Regions from separate parts of the Homo sapiens genome. Here all the other regions are linked to region 3. Evidence: chromatin contacts called from ENCODE Hi-C or POLR2A ChIA-PET data. All regions are on one chromosome and are shown on one strand. Each heading gives the region's core, a stretch centred on a gene start or an enhancer-like site at or near the end of the contact. The rest is flanking DNA. Distances are from core to core; before and after follow the strand shown.

What was found. Hi-C counts contacts between places; a loop is a spot of excess contacts on that map. ChIA-PET counts read pairs that join two places held with the same protein, here RNA polymerase II (POLR2A). Pooled maps may share reads with other maps.
Region 1: a pooled map shows a loop between it and region 3 (4-fold over the local background). The contact joins the enhancer-like site here to the promoter of APOBEC3B in region 3. A Hi-C loop is called at or near these places in 2 of 50 pooled maps. POLR2A ChIA-PET finds 5 or more read pairs at or near these places in 7 of 52 experiments (AG04450, Caco-2, OCI-LY7 and 4 more).
Region 2: a loop to region 3 is called in a map with no recorded cell type, with 6 times the contacts of the local background. The contact joins the enhancer-like site here to the promoter of APOBEC3B in region 3. A Hi-C loop is called at or near these places in 8 of 37 single-sample maps with no recorded cell type and 6 of 50 pooled maps. POLR2A ChIA-PET finds 5 or more read pairs at or near these places in 1 of 52 experiments (H1).

Annotation. Positions count from the first base shown.
Region 1 is chr22:39,331,389-39,335,439 of GRCh38, reverse strand. No RefSeq gene overlaps it. Among named protein-coding and RNA genes, the nearest start is that of RPL3, 14 kb to the right of the region's middle. Within about 2 kb of position 2,604, at least 6 of the 41 ENCODE cell types and tissues checked have a DNase peak (open chromatin) inside an H3K27ac peak, as active enhancers do.
Region 2 is chr22:39,264,764-39,268,650 of GRCh38, reverse strand. No RefSeq gene overlaps it. Among named protein-coding and RNA genes, the nearest start is that of PDGFB, 22 kb to the right of the region's middle. RefSeq lists enhancers at 1,581-1,850, 2,031-2,110. Within about 2 kb of position 1,872, at least 7 of the 41 ENCODE cell types and tissues checked have a DNase peak (open chromatin) inside an H3K27ac peak, as active enhancers do.
Region 3 is chr22:38,981,043-38,984,971 of GRCh38, reverse strand. APOBEC3B (apolipoprotein B mRNA editing enzyme catalytic subunit 3B) reads right to left here and starts at 2,625. Exons shown (of 8, transcript NM_004900.5): 1 at 2,502-2,625; 2 at 741-897. The coding sequence starts at 2,518. RefSeq lists enhancers at 1, 1-243 and a silencer at 2,442-2,491.

The DNA.
Region 1 (4,051 bases), core at 1,355-3,854, 350 kb before region 3:
AAAAATACAAAAATTAGCCAGGAATGGCGGCCGGTGCCTATGATGCCAGCTACTCGGGAGGCTGAGGCAGGAGAATCGCTTGAACCCGGAGGGTGGAGGTTGCAGTGAGCCGAGATTGTGCCATTTCACTCCAGCCTGGGTGAAAGAGCAAAACTCCATCTTAAATAAATAAATAAAAAGTAAAAAATAAAAAAAAATTTAAAAAGGGGAGGCATGAATAATCTACCCCTTGTTTAGCATATAATTAAGAAATAACCATAAAAATGGGCAATCAGCAGCCCTACTCTGTCTATGGTGTAGCTATTCTGTTATTCCTCTACTTTCTTTCTTTCTTTTTTTTTTTTTGAGAAGGAGTCTCGCTTGGTCGCCCAGGCTGGAGTGCAGTGGTGTGATCTCGGCTCACTGCAAGCTCTGCCTCCCGGGTTCTGGCCATTCTCCTGCCTCAGCCTCCTGAGTAGCTGGGACTACAGGCGCCCGCCACCACTCCTGGCTAATTTTTCATATTTTTAGTAGAGATGGGGTTTCACTGTGTTAGCCGGGATGGTCTCGATCTCCTGACCTCGTGATCCGCCCACCTCGGCCTCCCAAAGTGCTGGGATTACAGGCGTCAGCCTCTGCACCCGGCCCATTCCTCTACTTTCTTAATAAACTTGCTTTCACCTTACTCTATGGACTCACCCTGAATTCTTTCTTGCGCAAGATCCAAGAACCCTCTCTTGGGGCCTGGATCTGGACCCCTTTCCCATAACAATACCACTGAGGCAGAAATTTAAAAATAAATATGCATTCATTCACTCTAAGAAAAGTAACAGGCAAGGCAAGGGTTAAAAGGAAAATAACAAGTTTTCCTCTGTCTAGCAAAGGAAAGTACAGCAAGCTCACTTCAAGGACAGTTATATGATAACACTGTTTGAGAAGTCAAGGCCAAAGGAGTGGGCTCCAGACACCTCCCCTCCAGAGCAAAGTTGAAGGAAAAAAAAGAGAGAAAGACAAATTATTTTACTGTTACTCCTTTCCCTGGTTTCTTAAGCATGATTATGTTTTACAAATGTCTGTATTTAGCCAGTTCTTGTTTTTCTTTCAATGCAGCTACAAAGCCACCGGCTATGTAAGACCATAAATTATGCTATGCTATAGATTATGTGACCTATCATATGATTAGCTGCTTTTGTTTTACTTTTGTAAGCCAGCTTATAAAAACCCCGCTCTGTCTTTGTTCTAGGCTCAGCTTTTTGGATGTGAGTCCACTGAGCTGGTGCGTACCTGAAATAAACAATCCTCCTGTACTCAGATCAAGACCATCCTGGCTAACACGGTGAAACCCCGTCTCTACTAAAAATACAAAAAATTAGCCGGGTGTGGTGGCGCTCGCCTGTAGTCCCAGCTACTCGGGAGGCTGAGGCAGGAGAATTGCTTGAACCCGGGAGGCAGAGGTTGCAGTGAGCCAAGATCGCGCCACTGCACTCCAGCCTAGTGACAGAGCGAGACTCCATCTCAAAAAAAAAAAAAAAAAATCCTCCTGTACTCTCATATCAGTCTCTCCGTTCCTCAGTTTACCACAACACCATCACACTGGTGATTAGGTTTCAATATATGAATTTTGGGGAACACAAACATTCAGATGATAGCAACAACATAGCAGGAGGTTCTGGGTGGATTAGAAACATGGGGCTGGGTGCAGCGGCTCACGCCTGTAATCTCATCACTTTGGGAGGTCGAGGAAGGCAGATCACCTGAGGTCAGGAGTTCAAGACCAGCCTGGCCAACATGGCGAAACCCCTTCTCTACTAAAAAATTACAAAAATTAGCTGGGTGTGGTGGCGTGCGCCTGTAATCCCAGCTATTCAGGAGGCTGAGGCTGGAGAATCTCTTGAACTGGGGAGAGGCAGAGGTTTCAGTGAGCTGAGATCATGCCACTGTACTACAACTTGGGAGATGGAACAAGACTCTGTCTCAAAAAAAAAAAAAGGAAGAAAAAGAAACATGGCCCATCAGAATTCTAAAAGGTAAATACGTGGAAGGAGTCTCAGGCCATCTTTTTTTTTTTTTTTTTGAGACAGAGTCTCACTCTGTCACCCAGGCTGGAGTGCAGTGGCACGATCTCGGCTCACTGCAAGCTCTGCCCCCCGGGTTCATGCCATTCTCCTGCCTCAGCCTCCTGAGTAGCTGGGACTACAGGTGCCCACCACCACGCCCGGCTAATTTTTTTGTATTTTTAGTAGAGACGGGGTTTCACCGTGTTAGCCAGGATGGTCTCGATCTCCTCACCTCGTGATCCCCCCACCTCGGCCTCCCAAAGTCCTGGGATTACAGGCGTGAGCCACTGCCCCCGGCCCGAGATGGTGAATTTAATTGATAAATGTGTGTGTTCTGACTCTTCTATTGACTCACCATTTCTCTGTCTCTTTCCCTCTCTAGGGCAGCCCTATTTTTTGAGATACAACAGTACTGAAATTAGGCCAGCTGATAACTGCTCAATGGCCTCTAAGTGTTCAAGTGAAAGGAAGAGTCCTGTCTCTCAGTTTCAATCAAAAACTAGCAATGATTAAGCTTAGTGAGGAAGGCATGCCAACAGCCGAGACAGGCTGGATTTAGGCCAGTTAATAACCCTACAATGGCCTCTCAGTGTTCAAGTGAAAGGAAGTGTCACATGTCTCTTGCTTTAAATCAAAAGCTGGAAATGATTAGGCTTAATGAGGAAGGCATGTCAAAAACTGAGATACGCTGAAAACTAGGCCTCTTCCACTATGCAGTTAGCCAAGTTGTGAATGCAAAGGAAAAGCTTTCAAAGGAAATTAAAAGTGCCACTCTAATGAGTACATGAATGATAAGAAAGTGAAACAGGCTTATTGCTGATATGGAGAAAGTTGGGTCTGGATAGAAGATCAAACCAGCCACAACATTCTCTTAAACCAAAGACTAGGCCAGGCGTGGTGGCTCACACCTCTAATCCCAGCACTTTGGGAGGCCGAGACGGGAGGATCACCTGAGGTCAGGAGTTTGAGACCAGCCTGGCCAACATGGCAAAACCCCATCTCTACTAAAAATACAAAAAATTAGCCAGGTGTAGTGGTAGGTGCCTGTAATCCCAGCTACTCGGGAGGCTGAGGCAGGAGAATTGCTTGAACCCGGGAGGCAGAGGTTGTAGCGAGTCATTGCACTCCAGCCTGGGTGACAGAGCGAGACTCTGTCTCAAAAAAAAAAAAAAGACAAAGACTAACCCAGCGCAAGGCCCTAGACCCTAGCTCTCTTTAATTCTATGAAGGCTGAGAGAGATGAGGAAGCTGCAGAAGAAAAGCAGAAGCTAGCAGAAGTTGGTTCATGAAGTTTAAGGAAAGAAACTGTCTCCATAACATAAAAGTGCAAGGTGAAGCAGCAGGTGCTCATGGAGAAGCCACAGCAAGTTATCCAGTTCTAGTTAAGATCGTTGATGAAGGTGGCTACATTAAACAGTAGAGTTTCAATGTAGATGAAACAGCTTTATATCAAAAGAAAATGCCAGGAAGTCTTTCATAGCTAGAGAGGAGAAATCAATTCCTGGCTTCAAAGTTTCAAATGACAGGCTAACTCTCTTGTCAGGAGTTGGTATAGCTGGTGAGTTTAAGTTGAAGCCAACTGCTCATTGATAATTCTGAAAATCTGAAGGCCCTTAAGAATTATGCTACGTCTACTCTGCCTGTGCTCTGTAAGCGGAACACCAAAGCCTGGATGACAGCACATCTGTTTTTCTTTCAAAATATTACTGCTCGTTGACAATACACCTGGATACCCACGAGCTCTGATGGTGATGAATGTGGTTTTCTTTTTTTTTTCTTTTGTTTTTGAGATGGAATCTGGCTCTGTCCCCCAGTCTGCAGTGCAATGATGCAATCTTGGCTCGCTGCAACCTCTGTCTCCCGGGTTCAAGCAATTCTCCTGCTTCAGCCTCCCAAGTAGCTGGGACTACAGGCACGTGTAATCCCAGCACTTTGGGAGGCCGAGGCGGGTGGATCACTTGAGGTCAGGAGTTCGAGACCAAGCTGGCCAGCATGGAGAATCCCAGCTACCCTGA
Region 2 (3,887 bases), core at 623-3,122, 280 kb before region 3:
GACTCTTGTGAAATCTCCCAAGTTTTAAGGGAAGGCCAAATGTTAGAAAACAGTTTGGGGCTGAGGAAAACCAGGACCCTGCCCTTAGAGCTGATAGATGTCACCCTCTGCCGGCCCACCTGTCCCCAGGTGGGATGCAAATGAGAAGCCATGCAAACGAACACCTCACATTGCATATAACCAAATGCGGAGGTGGGTGAGGATATACCCTTCTTCCCATCATGCCTTGTGGTAGAAACGCCTGGAGGGCACAGGCTTTGACTGTCCATTGCCGGGTCTCTGGAGCCCGGACCTGCGCCTGGCACACAGTGGGTTCACCTTCTCTGTTGAATCGAATGAATGAATGAAAATGATTAGATGGAAGCATGATGACAGAGATAGGCGAGAGACAGAGGAAGGAGCGTGGGCATGGCTAACCGGCTGAGTGGCCATGAGCAGTGTATGTCACCTCCTGGGGCTTCTCTGCTCCTCTGTAGACCAGGCATGGCTCAGGTCCTTAGAAAAGCAACTGGGTTGAGTCAGAAGCATATCACACATGGCTTGCTGACCCAGGAATTCCATGCCAGCCAAGGAGCAACCCCTAAATATGGAAAAAGGAAAGCTATCTGTAGAAAGATATTAATCGAAATATATTATTTATAGCTTCGAAAAACTGGAAATAACTGAGATTTCCAACAATGAGGGAATGGCAAAATAAACCATGGAATATGGTTTGACAAAATATTAGGCAGCCAATAAAAATGAGGTTCAGAGAAGAGGAAAAAGAAACGAGATTACAGAGAGTGAAAGAACTAGAAAAGTGGCCATGATATAATGGCAGGTCAAAAAGGCAGGATACCACCTTTTTTTTTTCTTTTAATATACAGTATGACCTCAGCCCCATTTTTTTTTTAAAGTCCTCAAACAAAAAACTATGGAAGGAAATACATCAAACCTTAACAATGATTGTCTCTGGGTGGTGGGGCTGTGGGTGGTGATTTTTCTTCCTTATTTTGACTTTTCTGCAATTTTTAGATTTTCATAAATGAACATGTATTGTTGCTTTTATGGTAAAGATATTAAAAATGATTTTTTTTTGACGGAGTCTTGCTCTGTCGCCCAGGCTGGAGTGCAGTGGCATGATCTTGGCTCACTGCAACCTCCGCCTCATAGGTTCAAGTGATTCTCCTGCCTCAGCCTCCCGAGTAGCTGGGACTACAGGCGTCCGCCACCACTCCTGACTATTTTTTTTTTGCATTTTTAGTAGAGACAGGGTTTCACCATATTGGCCAGACTGGTCTCGAACTCCTGACCTTGTGATCCGCCCACCTCGGCCTCCCAAAGTGCTGGGATTACAGGCATGAGCCACTGTGCCCGGCCAAGACATTAAAAATGAAAAAAAAAAATCAAAGGAATTCGGGGTGGGGATGGGGTGGATGCTGTCTGTGCTCTGCCCTCGAGTCTCTGAGAGGGAGTTGGCATCAGGGAAGGTTCTAGGCTTGGAGGTGGCAGCCAGGTGTCAGGGGCTGCCTGTGTGATCCTGGGCAGATCCCTTTAGGCCTCAGTGGCACATCCTGTCAGATGGGGCCTGGTCACCTACTTTTCTTTTTTCTTTTGGAGAAAGGGTCTCATTCCTGTTGCCCAGACTGGTGTGCAGTGGCATGCCATCATGGCTCACTGCACTCTTGACTTCCCGGCTCAGGTGATCCTCCCACCTCAGCCTCCTGAGTAGCTGGAACTACAGGTTTGTGCCACCACACCCGGCTAATTTTTTGTATTTTTAGTAGAGACAGGGTTTCACCATGTTGCCCAAGCTGGTCTTTAAACTCCTGGCCTCAAGTGATCCGCCCACCAGCCTCCCAGAGTGCTGGGATTACTGACGTGAGCCACTGCATCTGCACCCGGGCCTCTGGCCACCTATTTGACAGAGCGTGTAGCAAGAACAGGAAGGGAACGTGGCTGAAAACAGTATCGTTGTTAGTTCTTAGGAAGGCCAGTTCTGTTTTCAGACACCCGGAAAGATGTCAGCGTTCTTACTGGGGTGTCCCTGGGAGTATTTTTAGTCCCAGAGGTACAGATGTTCCTGACTCATTTTGGAAAGTAGAACTGGGGTGATCTCTAGACACGCATCACTCTGTGTGGGAGGGGCATGGCCAGGAAGTCAGAGTCCTGGGTTCTAGGGCTGGCTCTTCCCATACTGCTGTGTGATCTTAGACGAGTCACTCAGGCTTCCTGGGCCTCAGCTTCCCCTGTGCAATGGGCTTTGGACACAGAGATCACTAAGATGAATAAACTCTCTGTTTAAACGAGGCCTTCTCCCCCAGGCCCTAAGGGGCAGGAACCCAGGAGTCTGAGAGTGAGCCCCTTACCGGCTGTGGTCCCCAGAAACTTTTTTTTTTTTTTTTCTTGAGACGGAGTTTCACTCTTGTTACTCCAGGCTGGAGTGCAGTGGCACAATCTCGGCTCATTGCAACCTCTGCCTCCCGGGTTCAAGCGATTCTCCTGCCTCAGCCTCCCGAGTAGCTGGGACTACAGGCGCGTGCCATCACGCCCTGCTAATTTTTGTATTTTATTAGAGATGGGGTTTCATGATGTTGGCCAGGATGGTCTTGATCTCTTGACCTCATGATCCACCCGCCTCGGCCTCCCAAAGTGCTGGGATTACAGGTGTGAGCCACTGTGCCCAGCCTCCCAGAACCTTCATATGTGTCCTGTTACCTTATTTCCAGCCACCCTTCCCTAGGGGAGTATGTATGTGTGTAAGGGTATGTGTGTGTGGGTCTATGGAAACTCAGTTCACCATGATGGGATCACCTTGTTTCCCTGGACCTCCTCAATGGTATTCCACTGCTCGGAGTGTCTAGTGGTGGGGGAGGATGGAGGCTGCCTCGGAGCAGGTGGTGTGTCCAGGAAGAGAGTGCCTGTGATGGACCGGACGCCCGTCCGTGTGGTGTGCACACACATCCCCAGCCCGCGCGAGCAGGGAGCTGTGATGGGGCCCGGGGAGTTTCTGGCTACCCTTGTCCTTGGTGCCATGAGGAACCTCAGAAAGGACTCAGTCCTGAGCACTCCCAGGCTCCCACTCTGACACATGTAGTAGATGTGTGCGACAAGCACATCACGTCCCTGTAGACGCAGCTCAAAGCCTAATCATGGTGCATGCACTTTCTGTGCTTTCTACAGGCCCAGCTTTCCACAGAACCAGCGCCAGGAACCTTCAGAACGATTCTGTGAGACAGGCACTGATTCTCTTCAGCATTTACTGATGGGGAAACAGAGGCTCAGAGAAGTTAAGAAACTCACCCAAGGTCACACAGCAGCAAGTGGCAGGCAGGATTCAAACCCAGGCTGTCTGGATCAGGCCCACACCGTGACTCACGCATAGACTCTTCCAGCTGCTGCTCTGGCGATAAGGAGAAGCCCAGCAGAGACCGGTGGCTTTCCACGGTCACGTCGCAGATTAGTGCAGAGCCCAGGCACACTCCAGGACCCTGGACTTGGGAATGGGTTCTTTGCCCATGAACGTGAGTGGAGCCATCTGTCAGAGTCCTGGCTTCTATGCCCAGCACGGGCCAGGCAAGCAGGCCAGTGGAGAATGTGTCAATTGGACCTGAATAGCTTTCCATTTATCACCAGTCTATCCTTGTGCCAAGCCCTGTACCAGGCCCTGGGGTACAGAGACGAGCAAGACTCATTTTCTGCTCATAACCCAGGGACTTCCAGAAGGAGGTGACGTTGAGATTTGGTCAGATGGAGGAGGGCAGACAGGGCGTTCCGGGCTGGGGAAATGTCTGATGCATCTGGGGAATCTCCATGGTTTCTGGGAGGGTTGGGGAAAGCAAAGGAGAGGAGTTTTTGAGGGTCTGACGCTGCTGGGGGCAGGTGGGTGGGTCAGGGAGTGGGGACAG
Region 3 (3,929 bases), core at 1,376-3,875:
CAAGATTGTGCAATTGCACTCCAACCTGGGTGCCAGAGCGAGACTCCATCTCGGAAAAAAAAAAAAAAAAAAAAAAGGAAAAAAAGAGAAAAAAGAAATGTGGGAAAAATACACAATTGAGAGCCCAGTGCTGGGCATTTTACTTATTGTTGTGTTTTCTGCATTTCCAGCTGCTTAGGTCCTACTGTAGCAAGGGTTAAAAAGAAAAGAAGAACAAGTTTTCCTCTGCCTAGCCAGCTCACTCCAACGACAGTTATAACACTGCCTGAAAAGTCAAGGCCAAAGGAATGGGCTCCAGACACCACCCCCACACCCCTCCAGGGCAAGGTTGAAGAAAATTTTAAAAAAATTTTTTAAAAAAAAGACAAATTCCTTTACTGTCTCTCCTTTCCAGAACCATTATAACTATATTTTACAAATGTCTGTATTTAGCCAGTTCCTGTTTTCCTTTTGATGTAGCTGCAAGGCCACCAGCTATAGAAGGCCCCAAGTTATGCTAAGTCATCTGTTATGCTATAGATTATGTGACCTGTCACTGTTTGATTAATCGCCTTTGTTCTGCTTCTGTAAGTTTGCTTATAAATACCTCAGTCTGTCTTTGTTAAGGGCTCAGCCTTTTTGGATGTGAGTCTGCTGAACCAGTGCACCTAAATAAATCCTCCTGTCTCACCCATATCAGTCTCTCCAGTCCTCTAATTCCTGCAACACTGCCTGTGATTCGATTGAAGTTTGGGTGGTACCTGGCCTCGAAAGACCCCTGTGTCCCAAAGGAGATTTGAGCGGCCCCTCTTTATTTTCACTTCATAGCACAGCCAAGTGTAGCTCCGACCATAGAGGATGGGTTCGTTTTCAAAGTTGTCGTAGAATGTGTCTCGATACATCCGCTCCATCGGATTTCTGAAGGCACAAGAGAGAAACCGGCCCATGCAGGGAGCCCTCCCGGGAGTCCTCGGGGCTCATGTCCACTGAACACAGCTCCCAGGATGGCCCTGGGCCTCCCCGACCCCTCCACAGCCCTGAGAATTTCTGCTGCCTTCCCAGGCAGGAAGACTGAGGGGAGAGGAAGAGGAGGGGATGCTGGCAGGCGGGCTGGGGTGATCTCTCCCAGCTCGGGTCCAACTCTGGCCTTTCCAGGGGTACATTCCCCACCCTCCTAGTATTTCTGCCAACCCACTCCCCAACCCATTAGGAGAATGCAAAAGAGAATAAAACCCTTCACCCCTAAAAAATAGCTTTTAACCTTTCAGCTCAATTCCTTCCTGATGTTTCACTCTGCGTGTTAACATTATTTTAAAATCATGGTAGAACTGAATTCTGAGGCCCAGGCCACTCTTCTAAGTGCTGAGCGGGTGTGAGCTCACGTGAGGCTACCCTAGGCCTGCAGGGGCCATTCCCATCTTACAGAGGAGATGCCAGAGGCACAGAGAGGCGGGGTAACCTGCCGAGGCCACAGAGCTGGGGACGGATGGAGCAGGGGCCCCTTTCCAGGCCAGCCCTGTCCAGCCTCTGCATCACGGATCCTGTAGGAGAAAGCTGTTGGGGACTGGGCTCTCTTTTCACTAAATTTTAAAATCAGAGCATTTCTCCTCATCATTGCACTTTTTTCCCACATTCTCACATTCCATGTTACTGATCATGTTCTTTCTTTTTTTTTTTGATGAAGTCTCACTCTGTCGCCCAGGCTGGAGTGCAGTGGCATGATCTCAGCTCACTGCAACCTCCACCTCCCAGGTTCAAGCAATTCTCCTGCCTAAACCTCCTGAGTATCTGGGACTAGAGATGCGCCACCATGCCTGGCTAATTTTTGTATGTTTTTTAGTAGAGACGGGGTTTCACCATATGGGCCAGGTTGGTCTCAAACTCCCGACCTCATGATCCGCCCGCCTTGGCCTCCCAAAGTGTTGGGATTACAAGTGTGAGCCACCACGCTCAACCACTGGTCATGTTCTAAAAGATGAAGAGTGACCTTGGAGTGGAACCTGTCTGGGGACATCTGCTCACCATGGAGTCATCCTTGGATGACACGATTTATCATGTGCTTCAGAGACCATTCCTACCCCCGCACCCTCTCCTAAGACTTTGTATTTAAGCAAAGTAATTCTTACAGAAATTTCATCAAAACACTGAGAACAAAAATGCCTGATTGCTCCAATTACCCTTTGGTTCAATTCTCCCAGTTTCTGAGCTCAGGAGTGGCAGGAAGCACACAGAGGGAGCACCCTCCCAGGGCGGGGAGCACCAGTCCGGGCATGACTTTAAGGGAGAGTCTCAGCACGGGGCCTGGGCTGGTGCAGGTAGGGGAGGCAGCCCATTCAGAAGCAGCAGTGGGGTGACCACACAGCAGGACAAAGAGCCTGACTGGGATTCGTGTGGCAGGGGAGCCAGAGGGGAGGGAGCCCAGGGCTGGGGCAGGGGCGGGGGGAGGCCAGGGTTGAGGCCCAGCAGGACCACCAGGCAGGAAGGGGCAGGAGGGGCCCAGCAGGCAGAGTGGGCAGCGGTACCTGATCTGTGGATTCATGTTCAGCCTCTTAGATACGCTTGTCCCTGTCCCGCTCTTTTTTTGAAGCTCTGTGGTTTCACTTCCTGCTTACAGCGTCCTTGCAGTTGGACAGCCCTCCTTAAAGTGACCTCCCAGGGCCTTATGAGTCATGGCCCCTCCCCATTCCTGCTCAGGCATTGGTGTGGGAGGCCCCGGGGTGCTTCATGTTTCTCTGGCTCTGGCTCTGGCTCTGGTTTTCCCCGGACCCTTCCCGCTGGCAGAGGAACCTCCAATAAAGACAGGCTGCTCTGTCTTTATCTGTCCTGGGCAGGACCCAACGGAATTGCAAAGAGAAAGAGAAAGGCATTGCAGCCTGAGCCTGGGAGGCGGGTCCAGACCCAGCTGAGAGAGGGGCAGGTGCCCCGTTGCCTGGTGGTTGGGCAGGCTGGAGCCCCCTCTCCACCACCCCCTCCCCAGCCCTAATGTGTGCCCAGAGCTTTGAGCAGCACCACCCTGTTGAGTGAGGGGAGGTTTTGAGACTCCAGTGGGGAAGGAAGTGTGGACTCCGCACAGCACAAGGGAAGGCTTAGGTGTGCCTCGAGTTCCCAGCTGTGTGCTGGGTCCATGGCATGCGTCCCCTCTTCCAACCTCCCAGCTTCCAGAAGGTGGGGGGCAGGTCAGCCCCTCAGAGGGACTGCGATGTCTGCGACACCAAGGAAGGGAGAAGGGTGTCTATAAACAGGCTCACTGCCCAGGGACCTCTCAAGGGGTTCTTTGTGGGCCAAGAAAACGGGAAACACATACACACACAGCTTTCTGATTATTTAAGTCCATCTAAGCATATTTTGGAGGAATGAATGTACATTGAAATAATCTTCCTAAATAGATTCCTTTAAGGGGAGTTTGTTCCAGCTGGAGAAGTTGTGCTCTCTGTAGAGGCTCTGAACTCCTCTGGCTACGACGACGGGAATGCAGACAGGGAGGAGGATGCGTGGGTGGTAGGGGGAGCAGCAGCGCCCCTACCTGCACAGAAGCTTGTCCAACCTCTGCACAAAGCGGACTCCCAGTGGTTGTTTTTGGAAGGTGAGTTTTCTTTTCTTTCTTTTTTTTTTTTTAAATCTTCCCCAGTATAAATCTTTTAATTTAAAAGTAAATTTTATTGTCGAAAATGCAAACTTGGGGAGGGCAGAAAGATCACACACAGGGCTGTCACTTCACACCTGGGGGGTTGCTGGGAGCCGTCCAGAAGCGCTCCTCACTTCCCAGACGGTGCGGGGGCCGTCCAGAGGCGCTCCTCACTTCCCAGACGGTGCGGGGGCTGGGCAGAGGCGCTCCTTACTTCCCAGACGGTGGGACAGCCAGGCAGAGGCGCTCCTCTGGAAGGTGAAGTTTTCTGTTGCCGTCAGAAAGAGATGGACAAAGGATAAGACCATCGGTGGAAAATAAACAG